Linked DNA regions of Homo sapiens: regions 1 and 3 are each linked to region 2. The links are chromatin contacts, found by Hi-C or POLR2A ChIA-PET in ENCODE. All regions are on one chromosome and are shown on one strand. The core of a region is the stretch at or near the end of the contact, and the rest is flanking DNA. Distances in the headings are between cores, read along the strand shown.

Region 1 (3,340 bases), core at 477-2,976, 130 kb before region 2:
CGGCTCACTGCAACCTCCGCCTCCCAGGTTTAGGCGGTTGTCCTGCCTCAGCCTCCCGAGTAGCTGGGATCACAAGCAGGCACCACCATAACTGGCTCATTTTGGATTTTTTTTTTTTTTTTTTTTTTTTTTTGAGACGGAGTCTCGCTCTGTCGCCCAGGCTGGAGTGCAGTGGCACGATCTCGGCTCACTGCAACTTCCGCCTCCCGGGTTCACGCCATTCTTCTGCCTCAGGCTCTGAGTAGCTGGGACTACGGCGCCCGCCGCCACGCCCGGCTATTGTATTTTTAGTAGAGACGGGGTTTCACTGTGTTAGCCAGGATGGTCTCGATCTCCTGACCTCGTGATCCGCCCGCCTCGGCCTCCCAAATTGCTGACCTTGTGATCCGCCCGCCTCGGCCTCCCAAAGTGCTGGGATTACAGGCGTGAGCCACGGCGCCTGGCCTCATTTTGTATTTTTAGTAGAGACGGAGGGATTTCTCCATGTTGGTCAAGCTGGTCTCGAACTCCCGACCTCAGGTCACCCGCCTCAGCCTCCCAAAGTGCTGGAATCACAGGCGTTAACCACCGCACCCGACCTACAAAAAAGTTTTTAAAAAGATAAACAATACAGGAAAAAATGTGCAAAGGATATGAATAGGTAATTCACAGAGAAGTAATTCAAATGGCCAATAAATCTATGAAAATCTTACTAGGAATCCAGAAAATGTAAATTCAAAAATAAGAGCATTTTGTATTCTTTGGATTGGCAAAAATTGAGTTTTATTTTCTTGGTTGTCTAAAAAAAATGTTGGTTAGACTTGATTTGTTTGATTTAGGATGCAAACAGGGTCCTTGCATTGCATGGGTTATTATGGCTCTTAAGTCTTTAAAACCAATTATCCTCCTCTTCGCTCACCTTTTATACCAATTATTTATTGAACAAACTGGGTCGTTTGTTTGGTAGAATGCCCCACATGCTGGAGTTGGTTGGTTGCTTCTGCTGCTTCTAAGTTTTCCTTATCTGCCATATTTCCTGTAAACTGTAGGTTTGATCTAGAGGCCCCATCAGGTTCATGCTCAACTTGTCTTGGCAAGAATCCATCGCAGGTGGCGCTGGTACTTCCTGGCACTAAGATCGATTGGCGGGACCGGGACTTCGCGGCTTAGCCCCTCCATTTTCAAGTTCCCCGCCAAACCCTCCCCTCTTGGTTGTACCCATTTCTGATGATCATCGCGTGAATCCATCATTCTATTGAGGGGTGCCAAATAATTTTCGGATTCTCTCATTCATCCTCATGTATTAGCTGGACTTTGTAAAAGAAAGTCCCTCCCCAACTATTTTGGGGCTCTGAAATACAGTTCATTCAGGAAGGGCAGGAGGATGCCTGATGCTTTCTTGTTATTTAAAATTTTCAGGATGAATGAGCTGATGCCCACGAGGGCGAATTTTGGGGTACCATTATAATACATTCAGGGAGATTACATATATGTCTATTTCATGTTTTTCAATCAGTTGCAGTCACTTTCCTGGTTGAAGCTGTTGCAAGTTTTACAGGCACGGGTTGCTTTTCCACGGATAAGTTAAAAAAGAGAATTTTTTTTTAAATGATGAGAAGCCGCACCGGGTCGGGGCAGGCTTCCGGGAGGCGGGCGCGGGGCCCCGGGGCCGGGTCGCGTTGGTCCCGCGCCGGGGGCGGGGCGCGGCGTGGGCTGGGCCGTGCGCCTTTGCGCGCGGGGCGGGGCAGGTGGCGCAGCAGCGGCGGCGGCGGCTGTGGGTAAAGGCGCGGCGCGCGGCCCCCGAGCGCGCCAACCTTGCCCTAGCCGGAGCCCGCTGCGGCCCAGCGCACGGCCCTCACCCCGCATCGCGACCCCGCGCCCCGCCGGCCGAGCATGGGCGCGCGCGCCTCAGGCGGGCCCCTGGCCCGGGCCGGGCTCCTGCTGCTGCTGCTGCTGCTGCTGCTGCTCGGGCTGCTGGCCCCGGGCGCGCAGGGGGCGCGGGGCCGCGGCGGCGCGGAGAAGAACAGCTACCGCCGCACGGTCAACACCTTCTCCCAGAGCGTCAGCAGCCTGTTCGGCGAGGACAACGTGCGCGCCGCTCAGAAGGTGGGCGCCGGGCCCGCGCCCGCGGTCACCTTGCCCCGGTCGCCACGCACCTGGCTACCGGGGCCGACCTGGGAGGAGCGCGGCCTCCGGGGCTGCCCGCCCGGCCAGCGCGCGGGAAGAGGGGGTCCGGCCTGCGCCTCGGGGCCTGCCGCCTGCGGCCCCCGCCGGGCCTGACCAGTGCGGGTCTGGGCGGCCGGGCCTCGGGGCGCCCTCTCCTCTGCGCCGCGCTTCTCCTTGGACCTTGCCTCCGCGGTCGGCGCAGCCAGAGTCTCTCCCGGCTGCGCTGACGCCTGCCGCGCGTCTCATTCATTCATTCACCGCGTTTGAATGGCTCCTACTGTGAGCCAGGCAGCACACTGGCGCTCTCGGTCCCCACGCGGCTGCGCCCTCCCCAGCTACCCCGGGTTTGTCCTAGCCTCGCATCCCGACCCACTTCCCCTGGGACCTTCTGCCCCACTCCTCCTCCTGCTTTGAAGATACTTGGAGTTGTTTTTACTTTACAGGAAAAGAAGGGAGCAATGCGATTTGCTCGGTGGCTTTGGGAAACCGAGCACCTACTGTGTGCGGGGCCTTTCGCGTGGAGCCTTTTGTTTAGTTTGGGGAGGTCCCGGATCCTGCAGCCTCCTGGGAAGGGTGTTGAGTCCCAGGAGGATCGCAGGGGGTTTTCCCCAATTCCTGCTCTCTGGAGCTAGGTGCGATAGGGGTGCCATTCCGGGCCGAAGTCCGCCGACTAGCTCTTGAGAAGGAGGAAGTTACTGGGGACAGTTGTGTGTGGTATTGCGGTTCCTTTGCTGTTCCCTGGGGAGGAGGGGGCTCTTGCTTGCCGCCAGCCTTCCTGGGGTTTTGGAGTCAGAGAAGTTTGGGTTCAAGTTGGAGCTCTACCAGTTGGATGACTTTGGGGAAGTGACTTCACTTCTTTGAGCTTGTTTCTTTATTTGTTAAATGGGGATAGTAATCATTCCCCTTCATTGCGAGGTTGTAATTATGACTAGTTGGTACCTTCCTGGCCCAGAATCATGGCTAAAAAGTTAAAGTTTTCTGCTCATTGAGAGGGAGTGGGGAATAGAAGGGAATATGAAGGCCGAAATCAGATTGACTGCATGTTCTTACTGGATAACATGAAAGGTTAATTTGTTAGGAAAACAGTAAGTTTTGACCTCCCTCTCCTGTGGGCAGGGGCACCTCTTGCACAGGTGGGTCTGTGTCTTCATACATGTAGGGGAGAGAACGCTTTGTAGGTGGCCAAAGAGGGGCA
Region 2 (3,341 bases), core at 447-2,946:
GAACAGGGCTCTGGGCAGTCTCGGGCACCGGGTCCCAACGGTTTAGGGACCTGAGACTGTCTCATGCTTTGGTGCAGCGACCCCTACAGTACTTGCTAGAAATAAGACGTGGCATGAGTGCCCGCAGGTGGGCTCCCGTGCTTCCAAGAGCTGAATGGTGTTGCATTTCCTAACCGTCTTACCTGCACCCTGGAGATAGATGGGGGACTTTGCCGTTTCTTCAGACAAGCAGGACTGTGACTCACAGGCCGGAGAGCATCACCTCTGAGTGCTGGCGGAGCTTCACCAAGATCAGGGTTTGCAGAGTCTTGCCTGCACTTAGACGCACTTTAGACCCACAGAGAGCCTTCGAGTTTTCTGGGGGTGGGCAGTGGGGGGATTGCACAAAACCCGTGTGTTGTTTGGGCGTGGCTGTTGATTGGAGAGCTTTGTACCTGTAGCTGGAGGTGGTCACTGCTGCTCAGGGCCGGGTGATCACCATTAGAGTCATGAGGTCTCCATCCTCTGTTAGTGATACTTGCAAAGGAAGTGACACCTTAGTCCTTGGCTATGATGTTGAAGTAGTTAATCAAACTCTGAGTTTATGAAAGAAGCATGGGGGATGGTGGGAGGAGCTAGTCTCCCTCCCCCAAAACTCCAGCCATCTCTAGGGTACAGTGGTGGCTTTGTTGGTGGCAGGGTGTGTCTGGGGAAGTAAGAGAACGAAGGTGTGGGAGGTGGAAGGACCATGGTAACCCGCCTCCTTGCGTGGAGGGAGACCCACCCTGCCATTGCCTTAGCCACGCCCAGCCCAGCCAGCCCTGAATTCCGGGATGTTCTGTGCCATGTTGCCTCGTGGCTTCAGACAGCGAATGCTATGACGGTCTTCCGTGGGATGAGTCTCTCCACCGAATGTGCAGGACTGAGGTTCTACTGCCCAGAGTGACCCAGAAGAGTCTGAATCTCACAGCCTCCTCTAGGCCCCGAAGAGAATAACGTTCTTTAGTTGGGCCGACTGAGTTTACATGTGAAGGGCCGCCTGGCTGGAGGAAAAGCTGAGGAAGGAAATAGCATATTAGACAGGGCTGCCCTTGAAAGCGCAGTGAGGTATATTCAGCAGCGTGTGTTGTTCTGTGAGCACAAATGCATAGAACGGTGGATTCTGAATGTTCAAGAAGAGCTGGACTTTTCTAAGTTTCATAAAAATGTGATCTTGTTTAAGAAAAGGGGATGGGTGGAGAGTTTCAAGTATGGCACATGTTTTCACAAATAAAGAATTCTCCCAGCACTTTGGGAGGCCAAAGCAGGAGGAGCACTTGAGCCCAGGAGTTCAAGACCAGCCTGGCAACATAGCAAGACCCTGTCTCTCAGCTGGGCATGGTGGCATACACCAGTAGCTCTAGCTACTTGGGAGGCTGAGGTGGGAAAATCACTTGGGCCCAGGAGTTGGAGACTGCAGTGAGCTGTGATTGCACGACTGCATTCCAGCTTGGGGCAACAGAAGGAGACCCTGTCTAAAATAATAATAATAATAATTCTGTAGCCTTCTCTTCATTGGTGAATGAATGTGTGAGGATAGAATTTGAGGGGACTTGATTTTTATGGCCTCCTTTGGTCCCCCAAGATACAATACTCTGCAGTTGGGAAGATAATGGGTTCGGGTGAGCGACTGTTTTATGTGACGCCTCGTGGTAAAGGGAGCTGGCCCTGCGTGCTGAAATCAGTGTAAAGAGCAGTCAGGTGCACCTGTGAGGAAGTCAGGTGCCGTGACTCAGACTCGAGTAAACATGAAGTATGAGTTCAACCCAGAAAACTGCTCTCTCTTGGGTTTTGCAAACTTGTCAGAAATAAATCACTAACTTTAGAAAGCTTTGGTGCAAGAGCCTTGAAGAGTTTCTGGTGTTTTCTTTCCCGCCTGCACCCTAGCATCACTGTCCTGGTAACTGGGGCCAAGTGGCTGTCAGTGCTGGAAGAGAAGGCCATGAAGCCGGGTGAGTGTGCCTCTTCAGTACTCATTCCCTGTACTGCCAATCAAGGAAATTAAATCCATCCTATTTCCTGCTTGCGAGTGAGGCTTCAGGCACTGGGTTTAGTTTTAATCTTTTGGTGACTCTGCACCCCAGTGGAAACCCACAGTCTCCAGATGCTCCACACGATCCTGTCCACTGGCTCCCCACTGAAAGCCCAGAGCTACGAGTATGTCTACAGGTGCATCAAGAGCAGCATCCTCCTGGGCTCCATCTCAGGTATGGCCCCGGTGGGGACAGTCCTTCCAGCCATCCCCGCCGGCCCCATAAGTATGCACACCTCTGCCCAGTGCTTGGATTCATCCCAAGGACACAGTCCGCTGGGCAGCCAATACGCACAGTCCCTTCTCATGATCTGAGGCAGTGATGTTCCACGAAGTCACTGTGAACACGGAACCCATACGGAACCCTTGCTCCTGGGGGAAATAGATTTATGTACACACACACACCTCTCACATCGATTATAGTCTTAAAATCCAAAACAATACATCTTGGTAGGTTCTACATTTTTTATCTTGCAAAAGAGAAAATGCAGTTCAGAAGCATTCAGTGACTTGCCCAAGGCTGCCCCACCGTCAGGTGCTAGAGCTGGGATGCCACGCCCGGGAAGACAGCACCCTGCCCCACCCTGCCCTGGGCTCCTGTGTGTGAGAGCAAGGCAGGGAGGCTGTGTCGCCTTGTGTGACCTCAGTGGGAATGTGCCTGGGTGACTTAGGGTTTTGACTGCTCTGCAATGTCTGAGAGTGACCACAAAAGCTCCAGAGTATGGATCTGGAGGTGTAACATACCTTTTAGTGAGTAGGCAAATTCCCCAAAATAGAATCTGCAAATAGTGAGAATCCACTGTATGGAAGGACAAATATTGCCACATTGTTTATATAAGTAAAAAATAGACACTACCTATATGCCCAGCAGAAGGAAATTGATTGAATAATTTAGGGTACAGTCTTAATTTATGCAGCCATTAGAAGTGCATGAAATACACTGATGGACATCGAAACATGGCCATTGGCCATGATGAGTGAAAAAATCAGATTGCAGAATTACAAGGTGCGGTCATTTTTGCAGGTGGAAAACAGGTATATATGGATGTGTACATGCACACTCATGTATGTATATATATGGGTGTATTATATGTGGATTCCAAGTGAATTTTTTTTTTTTTTTTTGAGGTAGAGTCTTGCTCTGTCACCCAGGCTGGAGTGCAGTGGGTGCGATCTCAGCTCACTGCAACCTCTACCTTCTGGGTTCAAGCAGTTCTTGTGCCTCAGCCTCCCAAGTGGCTGGGATCACAGGCATGTGCCACCACGCCCAGCTAATTTTTCTATATTTTTA
Region 3 (3,412 bases), core at 704-3,203, 210 kb before region 2:
GGTTTTGCTATATATATATATATATATATATATGAATATATGAATATATATATATGAATATATGAATATATATATATATATGAATATATGAATATATATATATTGGCCAGGCTGGTCTCGAACTCCTGCCCTCAGGTGATCTGCCCACCTCAGCCTCCCAAAGTGCTGGGATTACAGGTGTGAGTGGCCTGGAAGATTTTTTATTATATACTGTTTAAAAGTTTTTAAGTAGTTGAAACACATGAAGACATCACCTCAAAAAGTTATATTAACAATTCAAAAATATGCACATTAAGGATTAATTTTTTTGAAAAATTTAAAAATTGAGAAATATCATGGGACAGTAACACAGTAATCATGAAGAATTATAAAAATAAGTGCTGGCCGGGCGCAGTGGCTCAAGCCTATAATCCCAGCACTTTGGGAGGCCGAGGCGGGCAGATCACAAGGTCAGGAGATCAAGACCATCCTGGCTAACACAGTGAAACCCTGTCTCTACTAAAAATACAAAAAAAATTAGACGGGCTTTGTAGCGGGCGCCTGGAGTCCCAGCTACTCGGGAGACTGAGGCAGGAGAATGGTGTGAACCCGGGAGGTGGAGCTTGCAGTGAGCCGAGATCACGCCACTGCACTCCAGCATGGACAACAGAGCGAGACTCCGTCTCAAAAAAAATAAATAAATAAGTGCTAAGGCTGATTATTTTATTAGCCCTAAGAATCCAATTAAAATAGAAATCTTGTATTTATGCTATTCTTTCAAAATCTTTATGTAAAGCAAGCTTTTAATAGGATGTTATAAAAATAGATTTTGCTCCTTGTGTTCAAGTTTCTCCTCTTGAAATTGCACATTTTACATTTTTTAAAAAATTAAAATTAAAAAACAAAATAGTATGATAGTGTTAATTTGGCAGTTCCAACTTTAGTAACCTATCTTACAGAAATATGAATAGACAAAATAAAGATGTGTGAGGATGTACTTTGCAGCAGCATTATAATAGCAAAAACCTGGAAACAAATATTGATGGACAGGTTAAGTAAATCATAGGACATTCATACAATGGAATACTAGCAAAAATATTAAAAAGAATGAGGTAGATCTAGATATGCTAGTATGGAAAGATGTCCATAATTATCTAGTTCCCCACCTCAAAAAAAAAAAAAAAACCTGAGAATCATTATACTGAGAATGGTCCAATTTGTGTCTGTATGTACATAATATGTACATAACAAATATAGTATATTTTTACACAGGGGAAAAGTCCAAAAGAATATCAACCTGTAAAAAGTAGTTATCCCAGCTGGGCGCGGTTGCTCATGCCTGTAATCCCAGCACTTTGGGAGGCAGAGGCAGGCGGATCACAAGGTCAGGAGATCGAGACCATCCTGGCTAACACAGTGAAACCCTGTCTCTACTAAAAATACAAAAAATTAGCCAGGTATGGCGACGTGCGCCTGTAGTCCCAGTTGTTGGGGAGGCTGAGGCAGGAGAATAGCGTGAACCAGGGAGGCGGAGCTTGCAGTGAGCCGAGATCGCGCCACTGCACTCCAGCCTGGGCGACACAGCGAGACTCCATCTCAAAAAGAAAAAGTAGTTAGTTATCCCTGGAAAGTAAAATTGAGTAGGAACTTAAATGGGTTACTATCACCTTTGACTTTATAAACCTGCACACAAACACACAAAATGTGTATGTATTTAATTACAAACAGTAAGAGACCTGGCATGGTGCCTCACACCTGTAATCTCAGCACTTTGGGAGGCAGAGGCAGGAGAATCACTTGAGGCCAGGAGTTTGAGACCAACCTAGGCAACAAGCGAAATCCAACCCCCCCTTTTTTTTTTCCTGAGACGGAGTCTTGCTCTTGTTGCCCAGGCTGGAATGCAGTTACACAATCTCGGCTCACTGCAACCTCCACATCCCGGGTTCCAGCGATTCTCCTGCCTCAGCCTTCCGAGTAGCTGGGATTACAGGCGCCTGCCAACACACCCAGCTATTTTTTTGTATATTTTGTAGAGATGGGATTTGCCATCCCTCCAACTCCTGACCTCAGGTGATCCGCCCACCTGGGCCTCCCAAAGTGCTGGGATTACAGGCGTGAGCCACCGCACCCGGCCTGAAATCCCCTATTTTTAAAAAAGGTAAATAAACGTATTTTTTTTCTCTGGGAGTGACCATACGTGGAAATTTCACTTTCTACATCACTAATTTTATGAATGTGCTTATGTTGCTCTATACTGCTTTTCAAAACTTTTCTAGTACCTATGCTTGTAATTCGGAATTTCTCACTGAACTTGATAGAAGCACTTTAGTTCAAGGGGCCAAGTGTTCTTCAGTGAGTTTTCAAGTGAGCATCCTCACCTCTACAACATTCACACAGCTTTATTAAATAGACTAATGTTCGCTCACACCAAGATCCTGCCGGCTCTGCACAACGCTGTTAACACCAATGTGACCCAGTTCCATCCCACATCTTCAACAGCTTTAGCAGCCATGGCCTTTCTTGTACTTGACTTGATGCAGCTTTGAAGTTTTCAAAAAGCACCTTACACAGATTTATCAATGTTACAATGCCTGACACCAAGTGTACATCTTTAACACTATTCAAGGTATTTTTTCCTTACACTAAGGTCATCCAGATTTTAATGGTAACTAAAATTACACAGAAAGTTGCATACTAACTGGAAGTGATCGCCTGTCTAGTAGTGGTTGAGTTTGTTGGGTTCTTGTAACGTTTCCTGATTCACATGCTCACTTGCATGGGAGGGTCATGGAAATTATACATTGGATGCACTCATAATGAAAACTCACAATGGATTTCCTTAAGATTTATGAATTTCTCAAATTTTAGTCCAGTAACCCTAACCCTAAAGCTAAAACTGGTTTAAGCCACCCTCAGTTGCTTTACAATTGCTAGGGACATGAAACTATCCCACAGCAGCTGTTCATGAATCCCCTAAAACTTTAAGCGAGAGAAGAGGGAGTGATTCTCCTTCGGAAAAACATTCCAAGGCCTTTAATGGGCCTCTGGATGACTGCCTGGTGTCCACCCTTGTACTAAACCAGTTTCCCTGCAACTTCCACCTTTGGTTCTAGTCAACATTAACACCTTACCAGGACCATTCGATTGGGCAAATGCTACTATACACTTGGACAAATCCAGAGGTCAATTGTTTCCCCCACTGGTTAGGTTATGTGCCAATCCTCCACCTGTAGTCACATAAAATGTGACATTTTACCAGCAAGAATTGTTTCAAGAACGCAATTGTTTCAACGAATAGCTCACTCTCTAACCACTAATTCTTTTTCCACACCTTGGTAGCTATGCCTTTTTTTACCTTCCACATCCTCTTAAAATTTGATCCCATGACTGTCTATGCAGCTCAATGTGCATTTATATAGACCTATGCACTGAA

What was found. Hi-C counts contacts between places; a loop is a spot of excess contacts on that map. ChIA-PET counts read pairs that join two places held with the same protein, here RNA polymerase II (POLR2A). Pooled maps may share reads with other maps.
Region 1: a map of PC-3 shows a loop between it and region 2 (5-fold over the local background). The contact joins the promoter of BRI3BP here to the enhancer-like site in region 2. A Hi-C loop is called at or near these places in 2 of 168 maps with a recorded cell type or tissue (PC-3 and PC-9) and 2 of 50 pooled maps. POLR2A ChIA-PET finds 5 or more read pairs at or near these places in 4 of 52 experiments (H1, OCI-LY7, Panc1 and 1 more).
Region 3: POLR2A ChIA-PET joins it to region 2 with 10 read pairs in PC-9. The contact joins two enhancer-like sites. POLR2A ChIA-PET finds 5 or more read pairs at or near these places in 4 of 52 experiments (A549, H1, PC-9 and 1 more).

What each region holds. Positions count from the first base shown.
Region 1 is chr12:124,991,919-124,995,258 of GRCh38, forward strand. It overlaps BRI3BP (BRI3 binding protein), which reads left to right and starts at 1,727. Exons shown (of 3, transcript NM_080626.6): 1 at 1,727-2,085. The coding sequence starts at 1,873. RefSeq lists enhancers at 297-797, 2,517-2,606 and silencers at 1,557-1,876, 1,897-1,946, 2,047-2,096, 2,107-2,356, 2,367-2,426.
Region 2 is chr12:125,122,800-125,126,140 of GRCh38, forward strand. AACS (acetoacetyl-CoA synthetase) reads left to right here. Exons shown (of 18, transcript NM_023928.5): 11 at 1,906-1,970; 12 at 2,103-2,225. Among named protein-coding and RNA genes, the nearest start is that of AACS, 59 kb to the left of the region's middle. Within about 2 kb of position 1,697, at least 5 of the 41 ENCODE cell types and tissues checked have a DNase peak (open chromatin) inside an H3K27ac peak, as active enhancers do; they include OCI-LY7, PC-3 and PC-9, where a contact is called at or near this core.
Region 3 is chr12:124,907,696-124,911,107 of GRCh38, forward strand. No RefSeq gene overlaps it. Among named protein-coding and RNA genes, the nearest start is that of UBC, 5.2 kb to the right of the region's middle. RefSeq lists a silencer at 1,768-2,062. Within about 2 kb of position 1,954, at least 10 of the 41 ENCODE cell types and tissues checked have a DNase peak (open chromatin) inside an H3K27ac peak, as active enhancers do; they include PC-9, where a contact is called at or near this core.